2 separate regions of the Homo sapiens genome follow, and region 2 is linked to region 1. Evidence: chromatin loops called from intact Hi-C (ENCODE). Cell type or tissue: Calu3. All regions are shown on one strand. Each heading gives the region's core, and the rest is flanking DNA. Links, peaks and the distances in the headings are about the cores only.

Region 1 (15,860 bases), core at 3,598-11,597:
TCATTAGCAAAGTTAATGGATATTAGAATACTATAAATTGGGCCGGGCACGGTGGCTCACGCCTGTAATCCCAGCACTTTGGGAGGCCGAGGCGGGCGGATCACAAGGTCAGTAGATCGAGACCATCCTGCGAATGGTGAAACCCCGTCTCTACTAAAAATACAAAAAATTAGCCGGCGATGTGGTGGGCGCCTATAGTCCCAGCTTCTTGGGAGGCTGAGGAGGGAGAATGGTGTGAACCCGGGAGGCGGAGCTTGCAGTGAGCCGAGATCGCGCCACTGCACGCCACTGCACTCCAGCCTGGGCTACAAAGCGAGACTCCGTCTCAAAAAAAAAAAAAAAGAATACTATAAATTGGTAACTTCCGAAGTGAAGATAGCCATTTAATTTGGAATTACTACATTTTTCAAACTTTTAAGACTCTAAGAACTTTTATGAATCACCTATTACTATTCAGCAGTTCAGAAAAGCCACAATTTATTATGTGGTTTTCACGGACATAGAATTTGTATAATTTAAAATATAACATCTATCTCATCATAGAAATCTGATAGTATGAAAATTTTTATTTTTAATGTCAATGAATAAAAATACAAGCTATACATAAATAAGCCAAAGTGTCTGATATGTATATCACATAGGTATCCTGTATATAGATCATACCTCAAAGAGACTTATGTCCTGGCAAAAATAAATGTCTTTGTCCTGGTGTAACAGTAATTTAAAACATTTATTCTAGTGGAGGTTAAGTGTTCCTGGAAACTTTTGGTTCAGGATTCTAAGAGTGGCTGGAGAAGATGAGTTTAAACATTCTCTTCATAGAACTTATTTACTAACATAATAACCTAAAAGTAATAAACAGAGTGAGATGTAATAACTGATTCTGAGTTTTAAAATACTGTGAGAGAAAATGTAAATACCAAGCTTTTGCTTAAGGAGATAACTTCATTAATATAATTCTGCCTATCTATGTGCTTACCTACCTTTCTGCCTAGCTATCATACAAAGTAAATATTTGCAAATTGTTTATGTTCTAAAACTGATCATTCATGTACAGCATAACCAAAAACTTGGCCAGCATTCAGCAGCAATTATAACAGAGGAAAAGCATTCTCTCTGTGGTGTTCAATATCAATTTACTAAGTTGTCCTTGATAGACAGTTCCAAGGTTGCATATGAGTTCAAACCTCAATAGGTTTCCTCCAGGATATATGCTTTAAGTTGGACAGGAACTTGTTAAGCTCCACAAATAACATTGATATAACAAATTTAAGCTTCCTGCTGAATATTAACTGTATACTAAATACTACATTGACACTAATAATAGCTACTATTGAGCATTTATCAGGAATGTTGAAATGATAGAAACTTCACAGATTATTGTAACTCACTTCTGCATTTAAAGCAAGAGGAACAAGTTGTAGAGAAATCAGAGTGATTTATCCAAAGTCAGTTGGTGACAGGTAAGAGATCCTGGCTTTTAATTCAATGCTATTTCTATTGCATCCGCTGGTTTTAAATGGCCTTCCATAATTTGATGGAGTCTGATAAGGCTCTTTGGATTTTTAGAAGGTAATTTCCTGTACCTGGTTTGTATATGTCACTTCATCCTCAATTTTATGTGAACATATTACCATTCATATCACGTTAGAATAAAAGATACTGAAGGGAAGAGTCTGACAAAACAGATAAAATGGCTTTCTTTGTTAAGATCAAACACATTCTGTATAATATATGTATCTACATATGTATATATATCATTATGCATTTAATACAATGTCAGAAGCATAAATCAAATATATTTTTAAATATACCTTGTTTTTCTCTTCCATACATCAAGCATCTACCTTATATTCTGCTGTTAGTTTTTCACTAATTTGTGTCCAGGGAATGTATATTTGCTCAAGAATCAGTCAAAGTAAAACTTTTTTTTTTTCTGGAAAAATTATGTAATATGCACATACATCTACACACAAACACACATATACACAGAGACACATGCAGATGGACTCAAAAGTCAAATGTCTATATAAATATGTATGTTTGTAAACACACATCTATACACACACAAATAATCTATTTTATCTGTGTGATGTTACCTCTATCAACACATATAATTATGAAACTATTTCTATAATTTGTATGTCTAGATGCATAAACAATGCATATTTCCTATATATTTTTTTAAGTACTTCTTTATGTAACAGTTGTTTGTAGATGTGTTTGGGGACAACATCTCTGGTTGGTTTGTGGTTGGTTTATATTTTCATTTAAATCTATACAGTCCACTGCTTACTTTGTAAACCCCATAATTCAAATGTATAGATCATCCAGTATTCAAGATTAATTAGTATCATGGCTCTTTTCATCTCAGAAAACACTATTAAGACAACATTCTAAACATTTGAGGGGAATAATCTTAAAATCATATTATAGGTTTTTTAATTTTTTTGAAAAGTAACTGGCTTCACAAACACCAAGTACAACATGATTTAGACAACTGAGAAACAGGCAAGTATATTTTGAAGTGCTAAAATAAAACATATTTATACAAGTACAAAGCAAAACAATGCTGATAAAAATGTTAAACTTTATGAAAAAAAATCATTTGCAGTTCACATCAAAATAATTTAACATTCTCTATTATTTTAATAGTACAAGCTGCCACAACAGAGAAAGAACAGATACACGCACACAATTTTAAAACCAAATCAGTTATAAGTGCAGAAAAAAGTAAGTACAAGCACTTTTAGCCCACACAAATCTTTTAGGATTGGCACCATCTTTCTAAAACATCTATAATCTATATAGATTTCTAATTACAACACCATCAGCAGCTGCCATTGATTTCTAGAAATACACACAATATACATAGTATATTTGTTCACATTGGGAAGATCAGTGAAATTCAACCAACTATTTTATACATGCCTCATTCTTCAATAGACAGTAGAGACTCTCCCAGGCCTCAGACCCTCTTCAAAGTGAATTCTGACTTGTCTTTATGCTTTCACTGATCTGTATTTTTTCACAGTATAAAATTGTAAATGGTAACTATAGAGATTCTGACAGCTTGAGGGTTATTAATAAGCTGTTGCTAAATGTGAACTCACATAATACCTTTGAAGTCTCCAAAACATGTACATTTTACTGGGAGACTAGCATAGGAAATGCTTTTGTTTTTTGTTATTCTTAAAAAGAGCATTTAATTCCTGGCTTGGAAGTCACAGAACTGCAGCAGAGCTATTATACAATTCATTTACAGTCAGAAATAGCTCCTAGTCTTCCTGATCACTTGCTGGTAACAGCAGTAGTTTGGGAAAGATAGTTACTTTCAAGGATTAGCACGTTTGGGGATTTGCTTTTTTTCCTTGCTTCAGTCAAATCTCTTATAATTTTTCTTTCCATACTCCCTTTCTGTTCCCCATCCCTAGCCCAGAAAGACGGTTCTTCCCAATCCAGATATGTTCTTCTTAGGCTGCCCCCACTCCTTTCCCAAAATGGAAGGATGAGTGGACTGCTTAGATTAGTCAGTATAACTTGGTTAAACCACGTCTTCTTCTTTCCATCCTGGGACATATCTCTCATTTAGGGTCACTTTGCTGAGCCTTAGCATATCCCCTTCCTTTTAGTCATGCTGGTCCCGACTGAATTATCACTGGGCACCAGGAACAGATTGTTTTGAAGGAAATTCAATGAGAATGTACCCAAATGAATTGTGAAGTTCATATCCTATAGCCCTAGAATGAATATTCAGTTCTCTTTGTACTGTAGAGTTATTACTTGGAACCTGGTATTAGAATTGGCAAAGAGACAGAGTTAGCATCATTCCAAAATAAAAGATCTCAAGAATGCATTACTAATAATCTTATGTCCAACATACAATGTATTCAATGGAGTGGCAAAAGTTATAGAAATACAGAGAAAAATATATCTTGTCCTTTTCTAATTGGATAAATCATTTTTATTATTACAGTTGATTATGATAGCATGTGGAAGTATCAGATGGCAATTTACTTGCATTAAATTTAATTTCTGATGAAGTTTTTTATAAGGTAGTGTGCTTTTTAAGAGATATGTTACTAAAAAAATAGAAAATGAATTTGACCATGAACAAAGTTTAAACATGTTCTTCAACTGGTCTAGAGTGAAACGTATTGTACTTGAGAATAAAATGAAAATCAACATAAGGATTTTATAAAACAAATTTTAAAATGTAGAGCATATCAAGAAAGGTTTTTAATACCTAAGAAGTCAAGATAGGAATCCTCAGGTGAATGCCATCCTTTTGATGAGGATCCAAAGGGTATTAACACCTCAAAAGATTTCCATTTGTTTTTCAGATAGAGGCAGACATTTGCTTTTAATGAAACCATGAAACTTAGCTAGATTTCACTTACATTTTAAAAGCCTCGGTGTAATATTTGGGATCAGGGTGCTGTGATGATGTTATTTTCAAATCTAGCATGGGAGGTTCGATTTCTTTTAAATTAATACTTTAGTACATTAATGTTAGCTTTTAATGTTTTGTATTGGGAGGTTTGACTTAAAGTTGCAAGTAAGAACAAATAGCAGAAAAGAAAACTCAAGCAGAATATTTATTAGAATTTTTTAAAGTGAAGAATGATAAATTATGCCAATGGACTGACTTCTATTTCTCAGTTTATTTTCTGTTAAGTAGATGTGAAATAAAAAAAAATACTTACCAAAGTAAGGATATTGAGCTAAAAGAAAAAGTTTTATTTATTATTCTCTCTGCCAAAATATACTTCTGCCTCACAGCACATATTTTTCATAAGGCTATCTTAAGTATAAGGCTGGGTCAACTGAACTTTAAATTTATAGGACACCTCCTCCATTTATTACTATCCTTATTTAAAAATCAAAACATTTGGTACCTGAGGATAGCTGCAATGGGAGGAAGAAAGAGATGACAGTGGATTCAGGTCTTGAACTATGAATTCTACCTATTTGAGACTATCAAAGCACACTTGTTTCTGTTATACTCTAAATCTCTTTTCTGTAGTTTTAAAAAGTGACAGTATGAAGTGCACAAAATCATATTAATCATTATTTTAAAAAAGAAAATAAGAATTGCTTTGCCTCTTTTTGGAATGGCTAAGAAAGACTGTGTGGTTAATATTCATTAAGGTTCCTCTTTTTTAGTATTTTGTATTGCTTTGAAAAATCTACATTTGTCATAGTTCATAGCTGCCCTGTTTAAGCAGCCAAGAATAGTTAAAATCACTGCTCACTGGCATAGCTAAATCTCCACTAAGCTGACTTGACACAGTTAAAATTTTCAGTGTATTAAGATTGTGTTAATCCTTTCAACAACAGTCTCTCAAATCATGACAATGTCTTCATGGGGTCTATGGACCACTCTTCCAGTGGTGGGACTCGAAAAGAACAAAGGAGCTCTTTGTGCATCAGGTTCTCAAAATAAAGGAATGAAGAAGCCCCAATGCATATTTTAATATTTTAGTTGGCAATGCAAACGCAACAGCATTCCTAAAGAGTGGCCATGTTTCTTGAAAGAGATAGCCAGGCTGGAGCTCAAGAATGATTTTTATAAAGAGAATTTCCAGCTACAATGCACCCCAGTGAGGGAATTACAAAACAGTATTCCAGAAAATATTTTTTTTGCTACTCCAGTATTGATTGGCAACATGGTGAAATAGTCAAGAAATCTTCCACTGGTTTTCTTGGTTAATGGAGGTGAATCTGAAATAAGTAGGTGGAATCCCCGATGCAGGCTTTTGGAAGAGTATTTCACAACCCAATTGGAGAGGAAAATCTCTGGTAGAAGCCCTACGTAGTACATTAGCGCAGCACTCACTATCCAGTAGTGTGTTATGCATGGGACACATTCACAACGCCTCCGTAAATACTGGACCCAAGTTACTGCTTTTCAAGGTCTTTACAGGAAAGAAAAAACAAAAAGAAAGAAAAAAGAAAGAAAAAAGTTGATGTTTTGGTCCCAGATTTTGAGTTTGTTAGAAAATGTACATTCATGTTTGGTGAATCAAAGACTCTTCTGGGAAAAGAATTAAAGTAAACAAATAAAACTTTTTACAGTTGCTTATTAACTATGCTCTTCACCCTCCGTTACGCTGTTTCACACGCACTGCTTCCCTAGAGCAAAGCACTTGGTATGGAACTGTTTGAAGAGACGCCTTGTCAGCCCTCAAAGATATCAGCCGTGTTTCTTAAAAGCCCATGTTTTCTAAGGCCACTAGAAGAAAATCTGCCAAAAGATTTGTCGTCGGTTTCTTCGTCGGTTGTCATGAGATAGCACTACTGATCTCGTGTTTCCATTAAGGGGTGCCCTTGGCATCTTCCCCCTGGGCCGTAACCAGGCGACTATGCTTGCCATTGTGTGTGTGTGAACACGGGGGGCTCCGCTCCGCACGCGCAGGCCGGCGTGCTTTCCAGGGACATTCACAACGACGAGGAGCTCTGAGTGTAATCTCTTATGATAAGAGTGTCATATTTGGGAGACGACGGGATACAGAGGGCCGACTCGGACACTGGCGAGTTGGGGGTTGTGCTCCCCGAGTCCACCGAGTCTCTGAAGGGGGACGGCGGGGTGAGAGCCACCAGCTCCTCCAGGTCTGGCTTGGCGGCCGCAGCCTCGGGACCGGCCGCGGGGCTCTCCCGGGCCGCGTCCCCAGCCGCCTGCGCCCCTGCCGCGGGCTGCGCGCCTCCCGTGACTTCGATGGCCGGCAGAGGCTGGATTTCGGCAAAGGTCGTCATGGTCGTGGGCAACTGGATCTCTTTGGGGATCAGGTAGGACGAGCAGAGCGGGGCGCCGACGCCGGGGCTGGGGGCCGCGGTGGACAGCATCATGGAGTTGAGCTCGCTGATGTTGGCCGTGAAGCGGGTGACCACACTGCTGATCTGCTCCATGAGGGAGCCCTGCGAGGAGCTGCTGCGCGCCACAGGCTCCGAGTGCAGCGACGGCACATCGTCGTCCGTGCGGCTGGCCGAGCCCGCGCGGTGGCTCAGCGTGCTGATGGGCGACGGTGAGCGCGGCCGCGCGGGCGCCGGGAAGTGCTCCTCAGCCTCGGCCACATCATACAGCGCCTTGGGGCCGGCGTCTGGGGACTCGGGCCCGCCTGGGCCGGCGCCTGCGCAGCCCGCACCGCCCGTGGCCCCCACGCCCCCAGCGCTCCCGCCTGCGCCAGCGCCAGCGCCCAGGCCACGGCTCTCCGTGCTCTTGGGGAAGGGCTTGATGACGGCCGTTTGGTTGGGGTTTTCTTTCTTGTTGATGTGGATGGACAGGCGCTGCCACAGGTGCTGCCCCCGGCTGCTCTTCTCATTCTGGGCCCACGTGACGGATTTTCCATTGGAACTGAGGAGAGAAGGGAGAGGAAAGGTGACTCAGCGAGGTGCCCAGGGGGCTTGGATGCCGCTTCCCCAATGGTGGTTGCTCATGGGCCCCGGACTGGGGAGGACTTTTCTCATTCTTTCAGGAAACACAGCATCAAAAGGACATCATGGAAAGAGACCTTGGAAGTGGCTTTCCTTTGCTTGTTTTGAGTTAAAGACTGCTTTCTATATCAGGGCTTCAGTTTATCATAATCGTGAAAATGTGTCAAAGGGGATGCTTGTCAGGATGAAGGAGTGTTTATTAGGATTCTGCGGGAGTTCTGAGCCCACCTGTGAGTGCAGCAGCACACAGATGCAAGGGCTTGCAGTGTCCCGGCTGTGTGCACAAGTGCCTGGTACAGGACAGGGGCTTCCTAGAGTTAGTGGCCTCTGAAGGAAAACATTACCACTAGGACCCAAACTCACCAACAATCATCAGAGAGGAGGGAAGGGGTAAGAGAGTCAGGGATTACCAGGAGGTAGTCAGTGGTTCCAGTTCCGCCTTTATTCTGGAAGTTGGTATATATATAACTAGGGTTTTCTGTCTGAACCCCTGATTTTGAACATAGTGTTACTTAGGCTGCCTTACCTGCTGGAAAATAAAAATTTAATGAACACACATTTCTAATGAGAGCTTCTTTACTTCACAGAAATTCACCTCACAAATGTATTTTGAGTTCTGTACTTGAATAACAGTTCAATGAGTGAGAGTGCTGTATAATGCCTTCGGCACTTAGCAGAGTGATCTCAAATTAGGATCCTGGTGAATATTGAGGGACTGACAAGTTTTTTGAAGGCCTTTCTCTCTCTTTCTCCTTTGCACTTCCACCATGGGGTCTGAAAGCCACTCTCAAGATGTGATTGGTGCCTCAGCCTCAGCGCCCTAGTACCTCTCCTTACCACTAAAAGCTGACACAATAGCTTCTGAAGCTGCAGACGTTCTTTCAGAAACTTTACAAAGGTCAGAGAATGTGGCCTGACACTCAAGATTTTTTTTTTATTTTTTGTTTTTTAGACGGAGTTTTGCTCTTGTTGCCCAGGCTGAAGTGCAGTGGCGCCATCTCAGCTCACTGCACCCTCGGCCTCTGGGATTCAAGCGAATCTCCTGCCTCAGCTTCCTGAGAAGCTGGGATTGTAGGCATGCGCCACCACGCCCAGCTAATTTTGTATTTTTAGTAGATACGGGGTTTCACCATGTTGGTAAGACTGTTCTAGAACTGCTGACCTCAAGTGATCAACCTGCCTCAGCCTCCTAAAGTGTTGGGATTACAGGCGTGAGCCACTGCGTCTGGCCAGGAATGTTATATGAAGAGATTCTGGTGTAGTTTCCCATCACAAAGTAATCCAAGATCTCTGTTACTAGGGGGTCTGTTATTTTCAGTCAAGACAGCTCTGTTCTAGGGGCTGTGACCAACAGATAGCCTTGAGCAGCCTGACTACAAAAGAAGTTGAAGACTACAGTTTTATCATCACAGCCTATGGTTATTAAACTAAATTCTGTGTAAGACTCATCTAGGGCATTTGTCAAAGATATAAGATGTGACCCCAGGAGAGTCTGATTGTCTGGATTGGCTTCCAAGGATCTATGCTTTTGACAAGCATTCTGTTCTTCTGCTCCCAAAGTAAATCTGAAGCACTTTGTTTCTCAGATTCTTTCACAATCTGAGAAACTCTGGCAGAAAGCCATCCTTTTCTTCTAAATCCCCATCACTCCCCTTGGGCCCCCTTGCTGGAGGGCTGGCTTGCCTTTGAGGGGCTGGGGCGTGTACCTCATTTGGAATCCACCAGCCTTGAGGCTGCCTGACTGGCCCTGCAGGATCCACTCTGTCTGAGAAACCCACTCCCTTGGTAACAGACTGCCATTTCTGCATCCCCTTTAATGACATGCTTTTTGCCTCTTTCCACACTGCTTCCCATTTCTTTATCTGTTCCTTTCTACTTCATGGTCTTTCTTTCTCCGCTCTTTCCTGTGAAATTTCTTTCCATGTAATCTACCCAATATATTGTAGTCTCATGTCCTTCAGAATCCTGGAATATGAGCTTCTTCCACCCCACTCTGCCCTTCCTGGAAAGGATGAATGAACCATTTTCAGGTTTGGAGGTTGCTGTGCATCCATAGTAGCAGAGGGGGCACTGCCAAACAGTTGGTGTTCCTTTCTAGTAGTTTCAGGATTTATTTTTCAATTTTGCATTAGCCTGACTTACGTGTATTACAATTCTTTTTCCCAGGTGTCCACTAGCTTCTGGAACATGGCAGAGAAGAAATGGGCCAGTTTATTTACGAGATTTGATTGGGAGGATGGTTGCCAACTACACCCTTTCTCCTATCAGAAGGATAAGAAACAGGTGTTTCGAAAGGTACAAGTATTATTTCAGGTCACTAAGTCCCCTTTTAATACAAAGCATGGACTTGAAATCAGGAGACTAATTGGATTTATTCCACCAACTTTTACCTTAGGGACACTCTTGCTCCTAGTACAGAGAGGTTTTGCAAACACTAGCTTTTAAAAAGTTTCTCTCTCTCTCTCTCGAATGCCTTTAGTTGAACATGATGGAACATAACTTTGGATGTTAGCAGTAACAGTCTTTGGAATCACCTGTAGCCATGCCCCAAAACATGATAGCATGTTGCAAAACCTCTAGGTGAGTGTGTGATGAGGAAACCATCCTAATCAACCAATTCTGTACAAAGTATTGACATCTTTTTCCTGGCTGTGCCTTTGGTTACAGTGCCCATGGCCATAAGGGAGAAAGAGCACCAGACCATCTGAATAACGTGAAAGTGGACACAGGAAACACCAGACACCCAGAGAAATGGAGTCCAAATGTGAGTACTTCATTTCATTCTTTTGAACATGAAAGCTTTTTTTTCCCTGAAGTAAATGAGAACTCTTAAGAAAAAAAACAAAAGAAACTCCCTACTCACGACATTATTCTGTTTATTAGTAGAAAGTACATTCTATGAAGACACAGATCTTATCTATCTTTTTCAGTGACACTCAGCATGATCTTAATAAGCATTTGATGGATGAATAGGATTTTTAAGTTAACAGGGCCACTGTGGGGTGTCATGGAAGGTGCAATAGAATAGAGATCCTAAAATCCGGTTCTTATTCTGGATCTGCCATCCCAGATACTTGGAAAAGAATAATCTTTTTAAGCCTCGGTAAGAAGCAGACAGTGTCTCATTTGGTTAAGGTTGTTTTGAGATTACATGAGACAATGTAGGTGAAAAGAGCTGGTAAAGAGAAGGTGTCTAAGGATGTTCAGTTTTTATATTTTATGTGAATACAGCATTTCAGAAAATAAAAAGTATACTCAATGCCATTTTGAACCCTGGTTTAAGGAACAGAGAATTCAGTGCAAAGTAAAATATTTGGTAAGCCATAAAACCTTTCAGGTTCTTTCTCTTTTACCTGACCTGGAGTTCCATGATCCGTGGCCTCTTCACACCCTAAACTATCTCCTTGGGTGATCACCTCTACCCCATTAAATTCCAAATTAACCTTTTTCCTCAAATGCTTTCTCATTGTGCTACATCCTCTCTTCCTTTTTGCTTAACTGTATCCTCTTTTTTTCTTATTTTATTTTACCTTAATTGTCTTGTCTTAAAGAAAGCTTTCCTGACCCTGCTAGGCTAGATTCCTATGGCACCTGCATTCAGGCATATCATAACTCTTTGCTATATGTCTATCTCACCTGCTTGATGGGACATTATGAAGGCACAGATGGAGGGTTTGCTCTTTCCTATATGCCCAGTAGTACCCATGCATTGTTTAGAACATGGTAGTGCTCAGTAATATTTTTGGGCCAATGATTGAGTAGATAAAATGCAGTTTATTTTTAAAATTTATACTGAATTGTTTTCCTGTTAGAATTAAGTTTTTAAAATAATTCAGTGTTAATGAAACTCTATTTTGCCTTATGGATCTACTTTTACTTCTTATATACCTCCCTTTAATCAATAGTACTCAATGTCTACATATTTAAAAAATTTCATTAAATATGAAAATACAAAGCTTGATATCTGCCATGAAAATCACAAAATAATTCCTTCTTTATAACTCATATCTGTCTTAGTAAAATTGCTCAGTGGTGAAATCTCATCGAGGCAGTAGTGATAGTGGAAAGAAAGGACCCAGATTCTCAGTCCAGGATCTGACTCAGAATGATGTTGAGCAAATCACTTGCCACCTTTGAGCTTCTTTCTTTATTGGAAAAAAAGAAAAGAAAAGAAAAGAAATAAACCTCCCTTGCCCACCTTGCATGATGTCTGGGAAAAAACAAAAGGATAATACATATGAGGGTACTTTATAGAGCATAGCCCTTCTGCAAATGCAAGGGGTTATTCATTAACATTAAACCTTCTATTCAGTTGAGCTAAGATGTTGTATTTATTATTTAGGCTGAGATTTTTTTTTCAGCATCCATGTTATATGTTTGTCCTTGGGGGCTGAAGTAAGAAAAATGAAAGGGAACTTTTCTTTACCCATCTATGGCACGTCACCTTCCCTCACTGAATATTTTGGACATTAGAAAAGGAGAGGGAAAGAAGAATGAAGGAGAAAGGGACAAGATGAAATGATCTGCCACATCTGAGGAGGGGGCCAAAAGTAACGTCTTGCTCTCTTCCAGGCACCATTTAACCCTTTTGCAAAATATAATATGATGCCATCTAATGTTCTCTCTGTTATAATTATTTGCTCTTTATTTCTGAAAAACAAAAAGCAGCATATCAATAATGTTATTTGAGGATTAAGTTTTTTGTTTATTTGTTTCATTAGTTTTTGTTTACATTTTGGGTCTGCCAAAATGACACTTTCTATCTTTATTCTCAGAGGTTTATTTTTCCTGTTTTTCCCTTCCATATCAGAAACTTAGCAAATTTATTCATTTTCAAGCAGGGTCTGAATGTCATGTCAATGACCTCACCCAGTTTCTCTATTCCTCTGCTCAAACCTGCAGATATTAGAGTATTCTGCCATGGTACACCATCATTAGGAAGCAAACATTAATAGAGGAAAAAAAAGTTTGACCATCAAAAAAGTCAATGGAATTTATAATTCAATACAGGAATACAGTGTTAAGGTATTCACAAGTGTGACAAAAATGAGGATGGAAAGGAATGTACTGACATGAAAACTACTGTGGAAAAAAAAAGACTTTGGGTTTTTCTTATCAGGATTAGAAAAATTCAGAGAAAAAGTTGTTCACTGAGGAAAGAAGTTTCAAGGAAGGATTTGCAAATAAAGTGGATATTAACGAGGCCTTAAAGCTTGGGGATGTTAAAATAGCATGGATAAGCAAATCTCAATTAATACATGTATTGCATATATGGAAAGGAAACTAATTCTACATGTCTAATCCCAACTCCTCCAACAGCCCTAAGTGACGTGGATTTTCACCTCTCTCTTAAGTAGCAGTGGTTACATGTTTCCACAATAATTCCCCCAGAGAATCTTTCTTACCAGGCATTTAATCCCTAATAAATTCCTGGTGGGAGGAGAATCACTCGATCCTCTCTTAACTAGTCTTTGGTTTAACAGCAACAGGAAGCCTTTTCAGAAGCTACATGTTCATTCACGGTGGGTTATTAAAGTGCTTAATGGTACTAGTACAGTCGCTACTTCCCCTGAGTCCTCATAAGGAGCAAGCACCTTAACAAAGGAGAATATGACACGGGAGCATATGCCAAGCATTGGAATTGTGTTGAGTCATCACAGATATTTCCTTCTCAAATCAAACTATTTATTTTGATCCACAATTCTGTTACCTGGACTCAGCTTCAAAACTAAACTACTCTAACTGGTATTAGTTGGTAAAGTGATACAAAATTACAGCTAGGTACAAGGAATGAGCTCTGGTGTTCTGCAGCATTGTAGGGTGAATATAGTTAACTATAATTTGTTGTATAGTTTCAAGAAGCTAGAATAAAGGATTTTGAATGTTCACAACACAAAGAAATGATAAATGTTTGTGGTCATCGCTATGCTAATTACCCTGATTTTGTCATTACACTTGGTATACATGTAAGGAAGCATTCCGTATCCTATAAATGTGTACAATTATTAAGTGTCAACTAAAAATAAATTTAAAAAAATCTCACTAAACTACTCTTCATCCTGACATTTAAGTTCTAGGTCTTAGCTGAGATGTTTTAACAGCGATTAGCAAGAATTTTAGATTTTTGTACTTCTTTTTCAAAACAGGAAATGATTTTTACCAGCAATTACTATAAAGCTCAATTATAATTTAGTAAATAGAGAACAAAGCCAGACATAGCTGTTTTGTGTCTAGAAGCTGCTGCAGTCAGGAAGACTTTGTGGAGGAATTCAGCTTGATTTAAACCTTGAATAAAACATGGAATTGGGATTGGTGGCAAAGAAGAGGAGAATCCTGGAATGGTAATAGTTTCCATTTTAATAGAACTTTTCAGCTCACAAGGTGTTTTCACCTATGGCATCATATTTTACCTTCATAACAGCTGTCTAGGATAGGATTTATCAGATAGTTTTTTAATTACTTATTTACAAGTCTGTTCCTGCACTAAACCTAGAGCATTGCAAGGGCAGATGCTACATGTATCTCCTGTGCTTAATATGGTGTCTGGTGCAGAGTAGTGCAGAGGAGTGTTAGTGAAATAAAGTGAACTATATGATCTTGAATGTTTGATATTGACAGGTATTATTAACCTTCACTATAGATATGAGAAATGAGGCTTATGGAACTTAACTAAGTCGACCAAGTCAAAGTAAATGGCAGGACAGTGCCCCAAATCTGATGCTAAATCCAGAGTCATTCCCATTGTCTGTGTACTGAGTGCCAAGATACACACAGGAACCAAGGGGCTAACAAGACATACCCCTGTGGAGCATCCAAGATGGCAGTGCCCCAGGTTTTGCCCATAAAATAACCTGATAAATTCTAAAGCTCTGCATCAACATTGCTGAGATAAATCCTGAGGGACTGTAAGATAAAAGTTGTCCCAGGATGTTTAGAATGGTTGCTGGGAAAATAATTCCTGTTTAGGCAAAAGACTCCTTTCTGTCTTACAGCACCTCAGCTGAAGCTTGTGACTTAAATCTGATGTACGAAGGGGATGTTAGTTATGAGGCTTGAATCCTGGGTGCAGATTCACCACCAATATGTTTATTGTCAGTGAAGTCTCTTGGTTTAAGAAGGAAGTTTCTTGATTATCCTGGTTTTTTTTTTTAATTGGATAAAATGGGCATATGCCTTATATCTGTCAGTTCTAGTCCCATTTCCTGTGGAATTCTTGGGATGCTGAGCACTGTATCTTTGTACTATTAAAACAAATTTAAATCTACCATGGACACCATTATTTTGCTTAATGTCAATCTTGTTGCTTCCTCAAAGACAATAGAAATCTTTCCTTTCTCTGGACCCTTAAAAATTAATTGGGTAGGTTAATTAAGATATTTCCTTAATATTTCCAGATTAAGATATTTTGTTAATATTTCCAGATTAAGATATTTCCTTAATATTTCTAGATTAATTGTGTACCCAATTAATTGGTTACACAAACATACAGCTATTCCTGATTAATGTTTACTTTTTTCTTACAATTGTAATATATTGGCTTCTGTACACACACACACACACACACACACACACACACACGTTTCTGATCCCCTCATTTACATTCTTTTAATCTTTAAAAATATCTGTGCATATGTGTTGTCATATGCATGCTATTAAATTGACTACAAAACTGAGGATTAGAGAGGTTCAAAGAACTTGTGTGCATAAAAGTAGAAAATACTTAAGGTATAAACATCTTGGTAAAGCCAAGATTTTTGATAAGCTACTGATTCTTGGAGAATGGAAGACAGTGTGTGTAAAAGCTTAGTGTGCTTTGAAGGCATGTGAGACACAGTGGCAAAAAAAGTTTTAAAAAATGATTAATAATAAATAACATTTGTGTTGAAGAATCAGTTCAAACTAACTCATTAAACATGGGATTAGATAAAATGATTGATTTAAATTTTCAGAGCACTCAGCTTTGCTGAGTAACTTTCGTCTACATTTCAATATTACCATTATACATAATGGGAATATGCCAATAAGATTAGTTGGACACAATTCCCAAATTTTATCCATATCTTTAGGTGAGACTAAAAGTAGAAAGTATTCCTTAAAATTCACTTCCCTCTCAAGAGCATACAAGTTTGGACTTGATGACTACATGTCAGGCGGTTCCCATTTTGGCTTGGCATTTTCCATTAGAAATGATTTTGATTTCCTTTTTCCTTTTTTACAGAAAATTACAAGCTAGCAAATCTATTGTTTCAGATAAAATATATGCATATATATTGTATATAACTACTGAATTATCTACAAAAACTATACATTTGTACATAAATGTGTGCATATAGATGTGTGTGTACATATATATGTCTATTTACAAAATGTTTTTCACAGGCAAGAACAGCAGCCTCACACAAGGCTTTGACCAGCTCCTCCTTTTT
Region 2 (15,860 bases), core at 2,598-10,597, 90 kb before region 1:
TTCATAGCAGAAGCATTTCTTCTGGGAACAAAAGTACCATCCAAGGATTATTTAAACACCAGAGGATTTTGAATAAGCAAAAATGTCCTTTGAGCTGACTTTTGGGATTGGAGCTGGTGAGAACTGCATTACTCAGCATGGCATGAAAAGCACTTGGAATTGCTAGGAGCAATCCTGGAAGTCCACTTTAAAAAAGATCATAGGGAAGAGAAAGAGAGAAGCCACTGAGATGAAGAAAGAGCCCATGACACCAGTGTGCCTGGGTGGACAAAAGACAAGCTGTGGATTGTTTCAAATAGAGGATTGGTTCACACAGGGATTCGGTTCTTTGCTCTCTACACTGATGTTACAGTTACAAGCACCATACCTGCATGATATTGTTGATATTTTTTAAGATCAAGGAAAAAACCTGAAAGTCCATATATGAGTGAAAGTGGTGTAAGTCAGGGGCAACATTCAAGGAAGATAAAATAATTCATAAATAGAACTGATTTATGGGAGCAGGAGCTCAGAACTAGAAGTAACAATAGAAACCCAGATCCTCCAGAGATTCATAGAACTCTTAGAAAAAGCTTCGACTATGGCCTGGGGGTTCTGAGTAGCCTTAGCTTAATTGGAAGCCTTACCCCAATTGACACATGAGTTTCATATAAAATATAGCACTAGACAAAATCTGAGCACCTCTATTTTGATTATAGAAAATTGGTTCTGAAGCTTTTTTTTTTCTTTTCTGGAATTTTCTTCTTTCTTTACTAAGAAAAAAGTTCCACCCTGCTACTGCTGCCCCTACAGAGTCGATCATGGTATTTGCTGGGTTCCCACTGTATTTTCTAGAGATTTACATTTTAGCACCTGTATAAGTTTTGGACAATTTAGAAATTTTCTGCTCCTTTAGATTCTGAGCTACTTGAGGTTGGGGAACATGTCTTATTTTTGTTTATCCTGAACCCTTTGTTTCTATCAAATATCCAGTAAATGTTACTGAATAAATGAATGAATTAATGATTAAATGTATGTATGCATGAATCAATGAATGAAGATGAGTATCTATGCTCCTAGAAGTTATAACCTAAATACAGGGAATTTTAAGTAACAGAGTACAAGTCTGGGCGTAAATCAAAACTAAAGATTTTCAAATATCAAAAAGAATTTTGTTTGACTTCCTTCTTAGAGACGGTTTTGGTTTGCTTGTTTTAAACATCTTTCATCTCCATCCCTTGTTTTCTGGAATTTCTATAAGCTATCACCATCCTCCCCACCACCACCCTGCTAAAAAAGGCCCTTTTCTGAGAAACAGAAGAAGAAATAAATGAAATTGGTTTGCATGCCTTAGTGAATTCTTATGATGAAAGGGTAACCTGGAAACAATTCCCATTACACTTAGCAAAACCATTTTTCAGTCTATACAGCCCACTATCTAATTACAGTATTGGAATACTGTTAAGAATGGAGCAAAGTTCAAAGAATCAGTTATATCCCCAATCAAAGCGACCGGCCACACTTTCAGTAGCTGGTGAGAGTGAAGAGGAAGTCACTAAACCAGAAGATCTAATCAGTCTGTTTATCATGTGACAAGAAGATCTTAAGTATTCCTATTGCTGTTCTTATGGAGACTTCATGTCACCCAAATGGAGGCAAGGGACCTCTTTAAAGAGATCAAACAAGGTTGGTAACAGAAGTCCACATGTGAACCTGAACCCTGGGGAGGGATTATTGAGAGAAAACTAGAAGCGTCAATTTGCCCTGTTCCCCAGCTTCTTCGGAGACCTATGTTGAGAGCTGGCCAGCACGAGTCAACTATTGTTGCCTGGCAGTCATCCAAAATGCAGTCTATTACTGGAGAAAAAGCAGTGCATGTGGGAAGGAACTCAGCCCTCTTTTGTGGGCCTTGTATTGTTACTGCACAGCAGAGGATCCAGATAGAGGAAACTAGCTTTAGTGGCATTTTTTTAAAAAGGATAATACTTGATTTGAACAAATAGAACTGTGTAGCCTCCATAAAATTCTGTTTATTTTGTACAATTTGTTTCCAGGTATCTTTGGTACAGTTTAATCCTGGTGAGGGGTATGATGCCATGTAAGCAGAATAAAAGGTTGACATTAAGAAATCATTTTAGGTCTAGAAATAAATGTGGGCTGGAGGAAGGAAAGGATGTGGTCTGGTGGCAAGGAGAAAAAAGGGTGTGCCAGGTGAGAGGCACATGAAATGTGAAATCCTATAAGCCAGTCTGTTTCTGGGGTTGGAAGGCAGGGCTATTGTGTAAAGAGCAAGGCTAGAAAAACCACTGTGAGGCTGAAGAGTAATTATATCCTGGGGAGGAGATGCTTCAGCCTCTCAAGTCAGATCCACGGACATTTGCTTCGTTGTTTGTTTTGATAAGTAGGGGCTACTGTTCACATCTGAGAGGAACGGCATGACTAATGTGATGCTCCTGATAAGTTCTCAACCTTGGTTATATATTGGAATCACTTTAAAATTACTAATGCCTTGGCATTTTACGAAGGTCTCTAGGTGATTTTAATATGCCACATGCTAGAAGGAGCACCCTCACTTTACTTGGGCAAGTTCAATCTTACAATATACCTGATAGTACTTCTTGATTTCTTTGACTTTAATGACCATCTGCAATGTGGTTACCTGCTGATACAATTGCCTCCTAAACTAGTGGTTTTCAAGTGTCAAGGTGCATAGGCATTTCCAGTATATCTTGTAAAAGACAGAAAAAAAAAACACAGATTTGATTCAGTAGATCTGGGGTAGGGCTTGAGAATCAACGTTCTAACAAAAATCCCCTCTTCTGTTCCTCAGAACACACTGTGAGTAGTAAGCTCTTGAATTACAACTCCTCACAGCCTTGTTCCCACTTCCATTTGGTGTAGCCCTCAAGAGTGCAGGCTTTGGGTTTAGAACACTCTGGCCTCTACCCTCTACTAGCTGAATGAGTCTGGGCCAGTTGATTAACTTTAATTACCTAGTTTCTTTGCCTATAAAATGAGGATAAATGAAGGTTTTGTGAGTATATAAAAGATTAACTTAAAGTGGACTAACAGTGCAGGGCCTTGCACATGGTTAGTCCCTAGCTTTCTCTAACCCCTGAGATGCTTTGTCTTGTCACAGCTCCTTTAATTATTTTTTGGTCTCCTACTTTATAACTTCTGTAGAATCTTATAGAAATTCTCAACTGACCTCTAGTTCTTGGAATCCTCCCAACTTCCCCAAACTGTTGCTTCTTTTCTGGCCTCTATTCCCTTTCCACTCAGCCTGTGTTCTCTGGTCAATCATGTAGACCATGGCTTCTATCCGTTCATTCATTAAACAAACATTTACTGAGCACGCCATATGTGCTAGGCATTGTGATGAGCTCTAGGAGTATATTCAATGCATTCAGTGGTGGGCTGGTAAATGTTTCATGATGGTGTAAAAATGTATGTTTATGCACACATACATAAATGTATACTTTTTAATATAAAACATTAATGTAAAGAATGTATAGTGTACAATTTACTCTTTATTTTAAATGTAATATAGCCATTTTGTTTCCACAGAAATTTTTTATTTTATTTTTTGCTAAACTATTGTATTTTTAGCCAAGCTATGGTTGTATCTGATGAATGAATATAGTTCATATAAGAATATTACTTGATTCTTTTGTATTAATAAGATTAAAGTAAAATTAGGTGGTAAGTTGTAACTTCCTTTGTTTGTCAATATCATGAGCTGCTTCTTTGCTGAATCATAGGTTTTAGATACCGGAAGAATAATATTTCTTTAAATTTTTGTGTAATGGCTATAGACATGACCTGCTTTAAGCTTAATCTGTGCTGTTAACATTTTTACTATCATTTTCTCAAGTCTAAACAATCAAATAAACAATACATCAAGATGTCAACTAGGCCGGGCGCGATGGCTCACGCCTGTAATCCCAGCACTTTGGGAGGCCGAGGTGGGCGGATCACAAGGTCAGGAGATCAAGACCATCCTGGCTAACATGGTGAAACTCCGTTTCTACTAAAAGTACAAAAAATTATCCGGGCGTGGTGGCGGGCGCCTGTAGTCCCAGCTACTCGGGAGGCTGAGGCAGGAGAATGGCGTGAACCAGGGACGCGGAGTTTGCAGTGAGCCCAGATCGCGCCACTGCACTCCAGCCTGGGAGACAGAGCCAGACTCCACCTGGAAAAAAAAAAAAGATGTCAACTAGTGTTGCTGATTTATTTGGTATCAATACATCCACTATTGTCAATTTCAAGCTACCAGCATAATGTATTGTAATGGCAAAAACTGCAATTACTTTTGCACCAACCGAATAATGGCACTGAACAGGAAGTTGAAAAGATGTGCGGTAGTCCCTCAATAGATAGTATTTCCACCATAAGGATTGAATCGGGGAAAATAACTTCAAGAGAATAAATCGTAGTAAACACTATGACAATAAACAGGAAATGAATTAGAGCATTTATTATGTTTTGAGAATATAATTTGTTTTTTAAAATAATAGCTATGTTTAACAAACAGATGGAAAAATTCCTGAAAATTTAATAATAAGCACTTCTTAGCAAGGACAAGCCAGCTGCAACACATCAGGTTTGTGCAGTAGACATAGTCACTGACATCATGAAGCTTATACTCTAGAAATGGAGGCAGAGAAATAAATGAGCATGAATCTTATAAGAAGGGCCCCTCAGCCAAATTTGATGCTATAATTGTGATAGGCAGAATGTTGGCTCCCCATGGACTTCACTCTCTGGTGTTTATATCCATGAATAGGTTATATTAAATGGCAAAAAGATTTTGTAGATGTAATGTTACAAAGCAATTGACCTTAAAATGGTGAGAGTATCTTTGATTATCCAGATGGGCCTAATGTAATCACATGAATCCTTAAAACAGAAGGCAGAAGCAGAAATCAGAGTCAAAGCACAAGGATTACCAAGGCACCATTGTTGGCTTGAAGAGAAAGAGGACCATGCAGCAAGGAAATAGGGACCACAGTCCCACAACCATGAGGCACTGAATTCTGCCAATACCCAGTGAGTGTGGAAGAAGACCATACGTCCCAGATGAGAGCTGCAGCCCTGGATACTACCTGGATTTTAGCCTAATGAGACCCTGAAAAGATAAACCAACCACACTGTGCCAGATTTCTAACCTATAGAAATAGTGAGATAAATTTGTGCTTTTTAAAAGTGCTACATTTTTACAGCACAGTAATTTGTTACACAGCAATAGAAAACTAATAACAACTAGTAAAAAAAAAAATTATCAAAATAACAGTAATCCAGGAATAGCAGGGAAAAGAATGTTTCAGCACTTTCAGGGATTTAGTGGTGTTGAATATGCCTGAGTGGCATGTACAAGAGAAAGAAAAATGAGAAATCAAGATGGAAAAAAAGTGTTCCTTCCTGAAGAACCTTTTAAGCTAGGAGAATATTCTGAATGTTTTCCCAAGAGCAAAGGGAACCAATACATCATTTGTCATGATCAATTTGTGTTTATGGAAGATAGATGAAAAGGGTGTTGAATGGCAGGAGGCAGATCATTTAGGAGGCTTTTTCAGATCAAACAAGCATGGTGAGGATGGAGAAAAGTGGATTGCGGTGCCTTACCCTGTATACTCACTATTGTCTACTGTTTGTTCTTTCTCTCGTTTGCTTTTTAGTTGTGCTCAACAATCACTGTTTTAGCACTCTGTGCCAGGCACCATGCCAGGCAGTGTGAATACCCCTTCAGGCTCCCAGACCTTGGTAGGGATCATGTTGCTGCCCTTTTTCCCCCAGAAGCTGTGTAAAGTAATGTAAATACATAGTTTATGAATTCAAAAAACTAGTTCTGCCACTTATAAAGTGAACAACCTAGGGCAGGTCACTTAACCTCTCTGAGTTTCACTTTCCTGATTTGCAAATAATTGCTATAGCTACTTCAGAAAGCTATTGTGGCTAGGCGTGGTGGCTTATGCCTGTAATCCCAGCAGTTTGGGATGCTAAGGCAGGAGAATTACTTAAACCCAGAAGCTCAAGACCAGCCTCGGCAACACAGTAATACCCTGTCTCTATTAAAAATAAAATAAAAGAAAATAGAAGGCTATTGTGAGCATCAACTACAGAGTACATAAAAACTTTAAAAGTCATAAATGCTTTCCAAATGGTGGGCTGTCTTCTCTTCATCTCTTTACCTTGCATGTGTTCCAGCTTATCTCATGTTCTTTCTTTCTCCCATGTCTCTTTCATTGTTGTTAATAAATTAGTTCAATGAATAATTATTTAGAGTCTATTATATACTATTCACTCAGCTGGATGTTTTTATGTATTTGTTTACACATTCTCTCACGCACATATCTACACACACACATACACGCACACACACTTCTTGTTCTTCAAAGAGCTTACTCTGAACACTTAAGGCTATAACAACACTCATATTTTTAAGTAAAATATAAAAGTAGTTACAAAATATATAAGATTTTGCATACCTACATTTGTGTTTATATAGGTGTGTTGTGTGAAAGAGAAGATAGAGAAAAGTGTGACTATATACATAGAAACAAACATTGGAAAATATACCTCAAAATGTTAGTACATTTCTCTCTGAATAATTTCCTTTGTCTTTTTTCATATTTTTCTGTATTTTTCAAATTGCCTGCTATAAATACACTTTATGAATAGAAAAATAACTGAAAACATTTTAATAAAAATATGAAATAGCAAATACTATAAAGGAATTACATGTAGGACATTATGGGTCTATGTAAAAAAATTTTTTTTTCAGAATTAAATGATGCCAGAGTAGAGATGAACAGAAATTTTGCAGGAAAGAACCTACAGAATGCCATTCTAGGAGGAGGACCCAGGAGAAGTAGAGGCTCAGCATGGAGTGGACAAGAAACACTATCATGTGTATATAGTTCCTGTCACCTGAAGCGCAGCTTGGGGTAGAGCAGGAGACAACTCCCGAGGAAATCGGGAATATCATGCTAGGCATCTTAAATTCTGTCCTACAGATGCTAAGACATTTAATCAGGGGATTCACTAACAGTCATACTTGCATTTTTGGTAGATTACAGTGGTAGTAGTGTGACATATGGGGAAAGAAGAGGTTAGAGGCAGGTGAGAAGCACGGAGACTCCTCAGGAAACCAGTTTCAGGTAAAAAAAAAAAAATAGATGATGAAGGCCTGAACTAAGACAATATATTGGGAATGGAGAAAAATATTTTACAGATGATTAGGAAATATTTAAGGCTTAATTCCTATGCTGCTTAGGTCATACTGTGTGGCTAAATTAGTAACACCAAAACTCACATAAAAGAATACTTGTATGCGTACATATCGTGCCTGCGTAATTTTCCCACTGGAAGAAGAGTCTCAAAGGGGATGGGAAGGCCAAGAACTGACAATGAAGATTTCACAATCTGTCTTTGGACTAACTTCTGCAAGCCCAGACGAGGCATTTGGGATGAGAAATTGCTGCCCTCTGTCTCAGAACCAGGCTGTGGAGAGACGAGAAAGAGCAATGAGTTGGGGACAGGATTCCAGAGAAAGACCTGCAGGACTTGATGGCAGATAAGAACAGATGAGCAAATGTGGAGTCATGTGATGGTCACAGAACAGGCTGTGCAGAAACACAATTTTGGAAGAAAGAGAGGGAGTGCTTTTGAGTCATTTTTAGTTTCTGCGGCAGCAGGATTTCCAACTGGTATAAAGATAGTCAGGAATGAACAGAAACAGTGAAGGGCCTGAGTGTGTCATGAGAACAGGATATCAGGACTGGTTTGCTGTCAGCCGGAAACAACTTGGCTGTCCCTGCTGAGGAGGGACCCAGGGCATAGGGGGGAGTGAATTTTGCAACTCTTTCCAGCCCATGTTTCACCATATTCAATATCTGCCTTATGTTTGGGCTAAGTGAGCAAATGTTTTTGTGGTATAATTTTGAGGCTTCCCTTAAACTTCTCTTCTTGGTCATATAAATAAGAAGAATCTAAAATTCTCCAAGTCAAGAGCAAATCTTCTCCTTCGTTACAGTGAGTGTAGGGATTCAAATTCAAACTGAGCCATATGTGATTGATCTCAGCCTTCCTGCTAGCAAGATTTGATAGACATGAAGGAGATGGGATGTCGGTACGGGTAAGAGAATCCTAATACAAGATGGAGAGGGAAAACAGAAAGGAAGTGTTCTGGAGACAGTAAGGCTTTGCAGTAAGTGCAAAGAGCCTGCGTCCAGAAGTCTGAGGCACCTCTGACACTTGCCTCCTGGGGTGATGCCCAGATAGGATCATAGCATCATTTATTTGAAGAGCTCTCTGAATTATGTTGCTTGGAGAAGTCAAATCTGGACTAGTCTAAGGGGCTAGACTACCTTAAAAATAAGATTCTTTCCATTTTCATAGTCAGACTCTATGGACAAGGAGGACTTAAAACAACAAATATTTGAAGCTTTTGCAGAAAATTAGAGGAACCCTACAAAAGTGAGTTTTCCATAATGAGATAACAGAGGATTTAAGCTGAACTAGCATAGAAGACCCTAGGTTAAAGTCACAAGAATGTACTATTTTTCAGTGAGGCCTGTTCTAAGTTTCAAAGGGCCATTCCTGCACTAGTTCATTACTAAAATATATTTGGCATTTGGGAGGGTGTGTTTTTACTCAAAGGACAGTTATTTATTAGGTGAAAAGCCCCAAAGCACAGGAAATATGAGATAGCAGTAGGTAGTAGGGATAGGGGGCCAGGGCTGCTCTTGACCCCAAAGTCTTCAGAATGAGTGCTAGGAAGTAGCCTGTCATGGGCCTCCAGGAACCTGAAAACTGGAGGAACCACTTTTCTGAGAAGTCTTACTCAGCAGACATACCACCCACAGTTTCCTCTTCGCAGCTTCTCCAACTAAGACAAGAACAGCTGTCTTAATTCTTCCTCTCTCCCCCCATCAGTGAGGCTCAGAAAAGCCAGTAATTTGGCTTTATTCTTCAGAGGGCAGCTCTCTCCCAGTGGTAAACACTCTAATACTCTCCAGGGGACTTTTTTTTTTTTCTTTTTGTTTATTGACTTTCTAAAAAATATTTCTTACCTTTAACAGATTTTTTTAGAGTAGAACAGTTGACGATGAGACAGAATGAGGTTTTCTTTATCATTTTAATGCTGGTTAAGCCTATTGGGATATGCAATAAACATTTATGTTATTGTTGTTGCTGTTGTTGTTAATAATTTGTTTGGGTTACACTTCTATCAGCTAGTTTTTTTGTTTGTAGTGGCTGAAATTGTCCTGGGTTAGGGGATGTGGGTGGAGTAGAAAAGTCAAAAAGGTGGGATAGGATTTCTGTATTAATTACTAGGTAAAATTGTGTGTGTGTGTGTGTGTGTGTGTGTGTGTCTGTGTGTAAGACCTTGACTTAGGAAAGGTAAGTATCTTTCTAATTGTAAAAAACAGAGCAGATAATTTGATGAACAATTTTAAAATTGACTTTTTCCTTTTTTTTTTTTTTTAACAGACTAGACCAAGCAGTAAAAACTGAATTTTAATTATCTACTGGAAATTCCTCCAGAATAAAGGGTCTGGTTCAGTTTCTATATTGACTCTATGGGTTCCAGTCTGTGAAATGCCAAGGGTTGGACTGACTAGAAGTCTCCAGATTACCTCTCTCTTCTTTCCACCCCTACTGCTTCTTGCCTACCATATGCCATAGTGCCGGCCGGCAAAATGTACCTGTTTAATTCTCTAGGTTAGAAAAAATTCCCTAGATTTTTCTCCTTGTCTTTCTATGTCCAAATGCTACCTACTTTTTAAAACAAAGACAACAGGCCAGGCATGGTGGCTCACGCCTGTAATCCTAACACTTTGGGAGGCCAAGTCGGATGGATAACTTGAAGCCATGAGTTTAAGACCAGCATGGCCAACATGGTGAAACCCGTCTCTACTAAAAATACAAAAATTAGCTGCGCGTGGTGGTGCACTCCTGTAATCCCAACTACTTGGGAGGCTGAGGCAGGAGAATCACTTGAACCCGGGAGGCGGAAGTTGCAGTGAGCCGATATCGCACCACTGGACTGCAGCCTGGACAACAGAGTGAGGCTGTCTCAAACAATAAATAAATAAATAAATAAATAAAATAAATTAAAACAAAACAAAACACAGACAACATACCTCCTTCATCATGAAGCCTCCTTTAATTCTTACAAACAAACAAAACCTTCCTAAACTTTCAAAGGGCGTTTAAGAATACATACTAGTGTTTCATTAATCTTTAAGGAGAATTTAGTGCATGCTAGGTTCTGGGTTAAGCATTTTACATTTATTAACATATGTAGGTAGATACAACTTTTACTTCAATTTTGCATTTGAGCAGAAAGGTGCAAAGATGATAAAGTGACTTGCTCAAGGACATGGGTAAATGGCTGAGCCACTTATTTGCTGTATTAATAGAGATGATGTCCTTCATCCTTTACTGATGTTTTTACCATGTCTTATCCATACCTCGTTAAGTCTTTACATTTTACCCATTTATCAGCTAATTTATCTCAAGAACATTCTAGTGATGTGGCTATTACCATTTTCTTCATTTTATCAATTTTTTCCTCTGTTTTCAGGCTATAACAAAATATAATAAACTGGGTACCTTAGAAGCAACGGAAATTGATTTCTCATCGTTCTAGAAGCTAGGAAGTTCACGATCAAGGTAGCAGCAGAGTTGGTGCCTGGTAAGGACCCATTTCCTGGTTCATAGATGATGCCTTTTAGTGGTGACCTCAGATGATGGAAGAAGTGAAAGAGCTCAATTGGGCCTCTTTTATAAGGGAAAAAATCCCATTCCCTAGGGCTCTACCCTTATGACTTAATCACCTCCAAAATGTCCCACCTCCCAACACCATTACATTGGCGACTAAGTTTCAACCTGTGAATTTGGAGAGGACACAAATATTCAGACCATAGCAATCAATGAGTACAGCTTTACCCGTTCATGGGAAATATGTTGCAGAGCAAAAATTGGGCCAGGTAATTTGACTAAGGATTGCATCCTTCCCATGCTTCTGAGCAGCCTTGCCTAGCCTCAGTCAGGGTCAGCATGACCATGCTTTTGTAGGCCAGACCTTCTCCTTTACCACAGCCACCTGAAGGTCTAAATTGTGGAGATGGGCAGGGCATGGCCCACACTGGCCCAGGCTTAATTGAAAAGCCTGAAAGAGAGTGTGGGCAGTTCCTTCTGAAGTTATACTACTTCCAACAGAATTGGGGGTATCACTTTATTACTGGCCCATCATAGTTGGTCATAGAATATTAGGAACCAGGTCAATATAGAGATTATCCAATGGCTTTCACTGGCCCACGTCTTGGTATTGGTTCACAGAATGGTTCCTCCTCTTCTCTGAGAATGGAAAAAAGGTTCAGTCCCATTTGGCCAATATACACTGTCTTAGCTTGGGGTGTTATAATAAGATGCTACCAACTATATTGTTTAAACAATAAAAATTTATTTTTCACAGCTCTGGAGGCTGGAAATCCAACAACAGAGTGCCAGCATGATCAGGTTCTGGAGAGGACCCTCTTCCTGTTTGCAGACTGCTGACTTCTTATTGTATATTCCAATGGTAGAAAGAGAGCAAGAGAACTCTCTGGAGTCTTTTTTTTATAAGGGTGCTAACCCCATTTAAGGAGGTTTCCCCTCATAATCTAATTATCTCTCAAAAGCCATACCTTTCAACACCATTGCATTGAAGGTTAGGATTTCAACATGTGAATTTGTAGTGGGGTGACGGGGAGAGGGACACACAAATATTTAGTCCATAATGCATACTAACAAAAACTGGGGTAAAAGGTCACTGAAGTGAATCCTTGCAGTATTAAAGGACACGTTATACTTCATTTATCCTTTTGGTCCATAAATATTGAGCACACACTATGAGCTAAATTCTAGGTGCATGTTAGAGCATTGGTGGTACCACAATAAAATAGCCTTTTTCCCTATCCTCAGGGATTTTACAATTTTGTGAAAGAGTTATGCAGATAGGCAGTTAACCTGCAGGTGGTGATTGCTCACAAAGAGAAAAGCAGGGGGCTGTAAAATTAGAGAAGCTAAGCTCACTTACCCTGTATGGAGTTGGATACAGAATGTTTGCTAGAGGAAGTGGTGCCAAGTAGATTTAGATAAAGAAGAAGGTGGTGATGAGAGGACGGAAGTGATCGAAGGAATGAAAGGTAGTAGAAAGGAAATAGCACGCGAGAAGCTGTAGGAGAAAGGAGAAAGCGCACTTCCTGGCAAAAGGGATAGCACACACATAGGTTAGAGGTAAAAGGGCACAGCAAGGCTGCAGAGGCCTTGGGAGCTCAGCATGATTCGAATGCAGTTGTACAGGAGGACTGGCACACACTCTGCTTCTTGGAGGTTACAGCAACTGCTACTCTCTGAGGGTTGTGTTACTTATCTATCTACTCATCTAACAACATGTCATAACACACTGAGGGAATTCCTCCAGACCTTTGAACAAAAATGTTCTAACTTGATTCAAAATAATTTATACTCAACATTCTTAGTATCTTGCTTCAAAAATAAATGGACGAAGAATAGTATTCTGGCTACAGTTCCGTGTAACAAATTGCCCAACTGTAGTGGCTTAAAATGACAATTATTTTATTATGTTCACATAAGTGTAGGTCAGGGGCTCATAAAGGGCTAAGGGAGGAAGCTTTGCACACATCTATGGTGTGAGGCTACCTCCTAGACAAGACAAGTAATGGACCACTTGGCTTGTTTAGTGACTGTGTGGTAAACAGGGGCATGTGAGAGTTTGCTTAAAGGCAGACTTCCTCCTCTGGTCAGTTTGGTCCAGCCCATTCAATTGTGCCTTGCCTGGCCTTCCAGTTTCTGAATTCCTACTTAACATCTGAGATGGCTTGACCCTCATTCTGCACGAGAGTTTATAAATGAACTTTTGTGACTGCACCAGACTTCTAATGTCACAATGGCTCCGCCTGCATACCCTTCTACTCTATGTGGTTTCATTCTTCTTCCCTTCCTGCTCAGAATTAAGTCTGAATTGAAGCTCCAATAGTCTCATAGATATTCTCATAGATATAGATATTCTCATAGGTATTCTTATATATCTTGGTTCATTCCTGAGGGTTCTTGAACCTCTCAGTTATTTTTTCTTCTTTCACCCCTGCATAATTTGAGAAAGCTTATCAAAGCTGGGAATAGGAACCATGTCTCACTGGTTTCTTTTAAAATTTCTATTTAAAAATATTTACTTATTTTTTTGAACAGGTAATATATTCACATAGATAAAAATCCTAAGATGAAAATATAAATAAATAGGTTCCCTTCCTCCATACCATGTGCATCATAAATCCCCCCAATTTGTCTAGTACAGGTTCTCAAAACATTTACTGAATTTTTATAGTCAAGTTCCTCAATACGTACACCTAGTACATTGGTTGGATTTACTATAAAGCTGATGAATCTTAAGCCTCAGGGCTCATCACCTTCTGGGGCTCCTTCCAGGTCCTCTTCCAGAATCATCATCAACTTGCTTCTATGCCTTTGTAAAATATACAATTGTAATACATTTAAACCACATCATTTCCGTCTGTTGCCCCTTTCCACTGCAACCCCTTGGCATACTCTGCCTCCTATAAAGGGGCATTAGAGTAGCCTGTGGCAACTTTAGGATATAGAAAAGGGGAAATTGAAATGGGAGTACATTTTATTTGGGTTTAGTGAGAGTTTATGTGCTTTGCAGTCTTTTTGTAAATAGCTAAGTAATTGTTAAGTATGGCAATGTCAGTTCTATTCCTAACTGCTCGCCATGAAGTTTACTTAGTATCATAATGTGAACCTGCAGGGCCAGAGTTATTCTGCTATATATAAAAGTGCCCTATAGCATCTACAATTGGGAGTACGTAATGGAAAAGAAGATAGTAGCTATTAATACGAATATTGTTATTTTTCTGAATTTTGTGATGTTTGTGGTATCCATCAGCACTTTTATATTTGTAAATTTTTCCCATTTCTTTTCTTCATTTTCTAAACACTTTTCATACAATTTATTTGTTACTTTGCATTCCTTTTTTCTTAGTGCGGTGTCCAAAATTGTAAGAATCCTTTATCCCACAAAAAATTGATCCTGTCTTTTACAGAATTGCCCAGCAGATGTCTTTTTCATTTCCTTTGCTTGTGGTTTGCCCATCTGTCAGCTGTGAATGACCCAAACAACGTGACACGCTATTTCTAACTCAACAGTCCTGGAACTTTCTTGACCTTTGACAAAGCCATCAGATCACCATCACCATCATTATTGTTTATAGAAACATGAAAATTCAACCATAAAAAGTCATCTTGGGCTGAGCATGGTGGCTCTAACATGTAATCCCAGCACTTTGGGAGCCTAAGGTGAGAAGATCACTTCAGGCCAGGCATTGAAGTTCAGCCTGGGTAACATAGCCAGATCTCATCTCTACAAAACATAAAAAACCAGTTAGCTGGACCTGGTGTACATCCCTGTAGTCCTGGCTACTCCAGCAACTGAGGTGGGAGGATCATTTGAGCCTCAGCCTCTGGACCAGCTAGGACTACTCCCCAGTAGTGTGAGTGGTGTGAGCTCTGATCACACCACTGCACTCTAGCCTGGGCAGCAAAGCATAACCCCTTCTCCAACCAAAAAAAAAAAAAAAAAAAAAAAAAAAAGAATAAAAATAAAAAAGAAAGAAAGAAAGAAAAAAATCATCTTGGCTATGTCAATGCCAAAGTTCATGAGTTGAGAGATGAAGAAGACCAAAAAGAAAATCTTAAAGACATGATAAATTGGGGCAGGAGGGAGGAGATGGCTTCTTTGCTGCATTTTCTCCAAAAAACATTTCTGATTTTATTTCCAATTTGCTTAGCAGGTATGCTCACTCTTTCACTAACCTTGAGAGACATTGTCAGATGTGCATAAGGGAAGAACATGAAGGACGACGGATAAACTGTACACAGACACAGCACATGGAGTCTGAGTCATTTGTTTTCTCTGACAGATCTTTACCATGCTGGATTGGAAGAGAAAAGACCATCACTAAAGCAAATGGATCAAATGGAGTTATAAATCAACTCTGTACTCTACAGGATTGACTCAACTGCAGACATCTCCAATACACTCCCTCATGGCTTTATTTTTTCTGCTTATGTGGAAAAATAACAGTAAATACAGTTAACTATCCCAAGACAGAAGAGTATTATTAAAAAAGAATACAACGTTATTGATTTTTCAAGACATAATCAGATATTTTTAAACTCTGATTTAATAAAACATAATGTAATTTCTTTTGTGGGATTTTTTATGCTTTCCCAATGTTTATTACCCTGTGTGTTTCACACTTCAAAATGAGAGTATCGTAATAAGATCACTTGAGAGGATCCTGATCTAAGTTACAAAATCCCCATGGCCTTTATATCCACATTGTCACATTCCCCCAGTCATCTCTTTCTACTTTATTGTATCTATTACACTTTACACTTATTTATGTTTTTCTATTTACTTTATATATACAATATCATGGGGTACATAGTGTAAGAGGAAGGATGGCACTAGCAAGTATTCCTAAGTTGGTTTAGGGAATGGGAATAAGGGTAGGAAGTCAGGAAAGCTTCTTAGAAAGTTATTAAAGCTTTTTAAAGTAGTACTATGGCTGTTTTGTTCTCCATTCTCTACCTAGCACATAAGGGTTCTTGACATTTGGGAGTTATTGTGATATAAGGAACGGATATATGAGTAGATAAAAAATTATTTTCCAGGTAGACAACAGCTTGTTCAAAGAAGAAGGAATGACAGAGATCTGTATTTATTATTCATTGAAGGCCTACAATATGCTAAAAATGCTATATGGATATGGTTAAAGATAAATTTG

What was found. Hi-C counts contacts between places; a loop is a spot of excess contacts. Peaks named below come from ENCODE experiments on the same cell type or tissue, not always from the same donor. Only the 100,000 strongest peaks of a DNase experiment are listed, where the experiment ranks them.
Region 2: it touches region 1 in a loop (2.2-fold over the local background); 1 of 110 quality-filtered maps calls a loop at or near these places.

The regions. Positions count from the first base shown.
Region 1 is chr11:88,502,151-88,518,010 of GRCh38, forward strand. GRM5 (glutamate metabotropic receptor 5) reads right to left here. Exons shown (of 10, transcript NM_001143831.3): 10 at 2,492-7,354. The coding sequence ends at 6,442. GRM5-AS1 (GRM5 antisense RNA 1) reads left to right here and starts at 2,426. Exons shown (of 6, transcript NR_049724.1): 1 at 2,426-6,789; 2 at 9,601-9,729; 3 at 9,914-10,014; 4 at 10,102-10,198. RefSeq lists a silencer at 7,103-7,212. In Calu3, for the core only: no CTCF peak of the experiment used is centred there; a DNase peak (open chromatin) is centred at 7,221.
Region 2 is chr11:88,412,917-88,428,776 of GRCh38, forward strand. It overlaps LOC101929174 (a long non-coding RNA gene), which reads left to right. Exons shown (of 5, transcript NR_188511.1): 3 at 10,571-10,681; 4 at 11,465-11,698; 5 at 14,991-15,276. Among named protein-coding and RNA genes, the nearest start is that of CTSC, 83 kb to the left of the region's middle. RefSeq lists a cis regulatory region at 8,622-8,997. In Calu3, for the core only: no CTCF peak of the experiment used is centred there; a DNase peak (open chromatin) is centred at 5,705.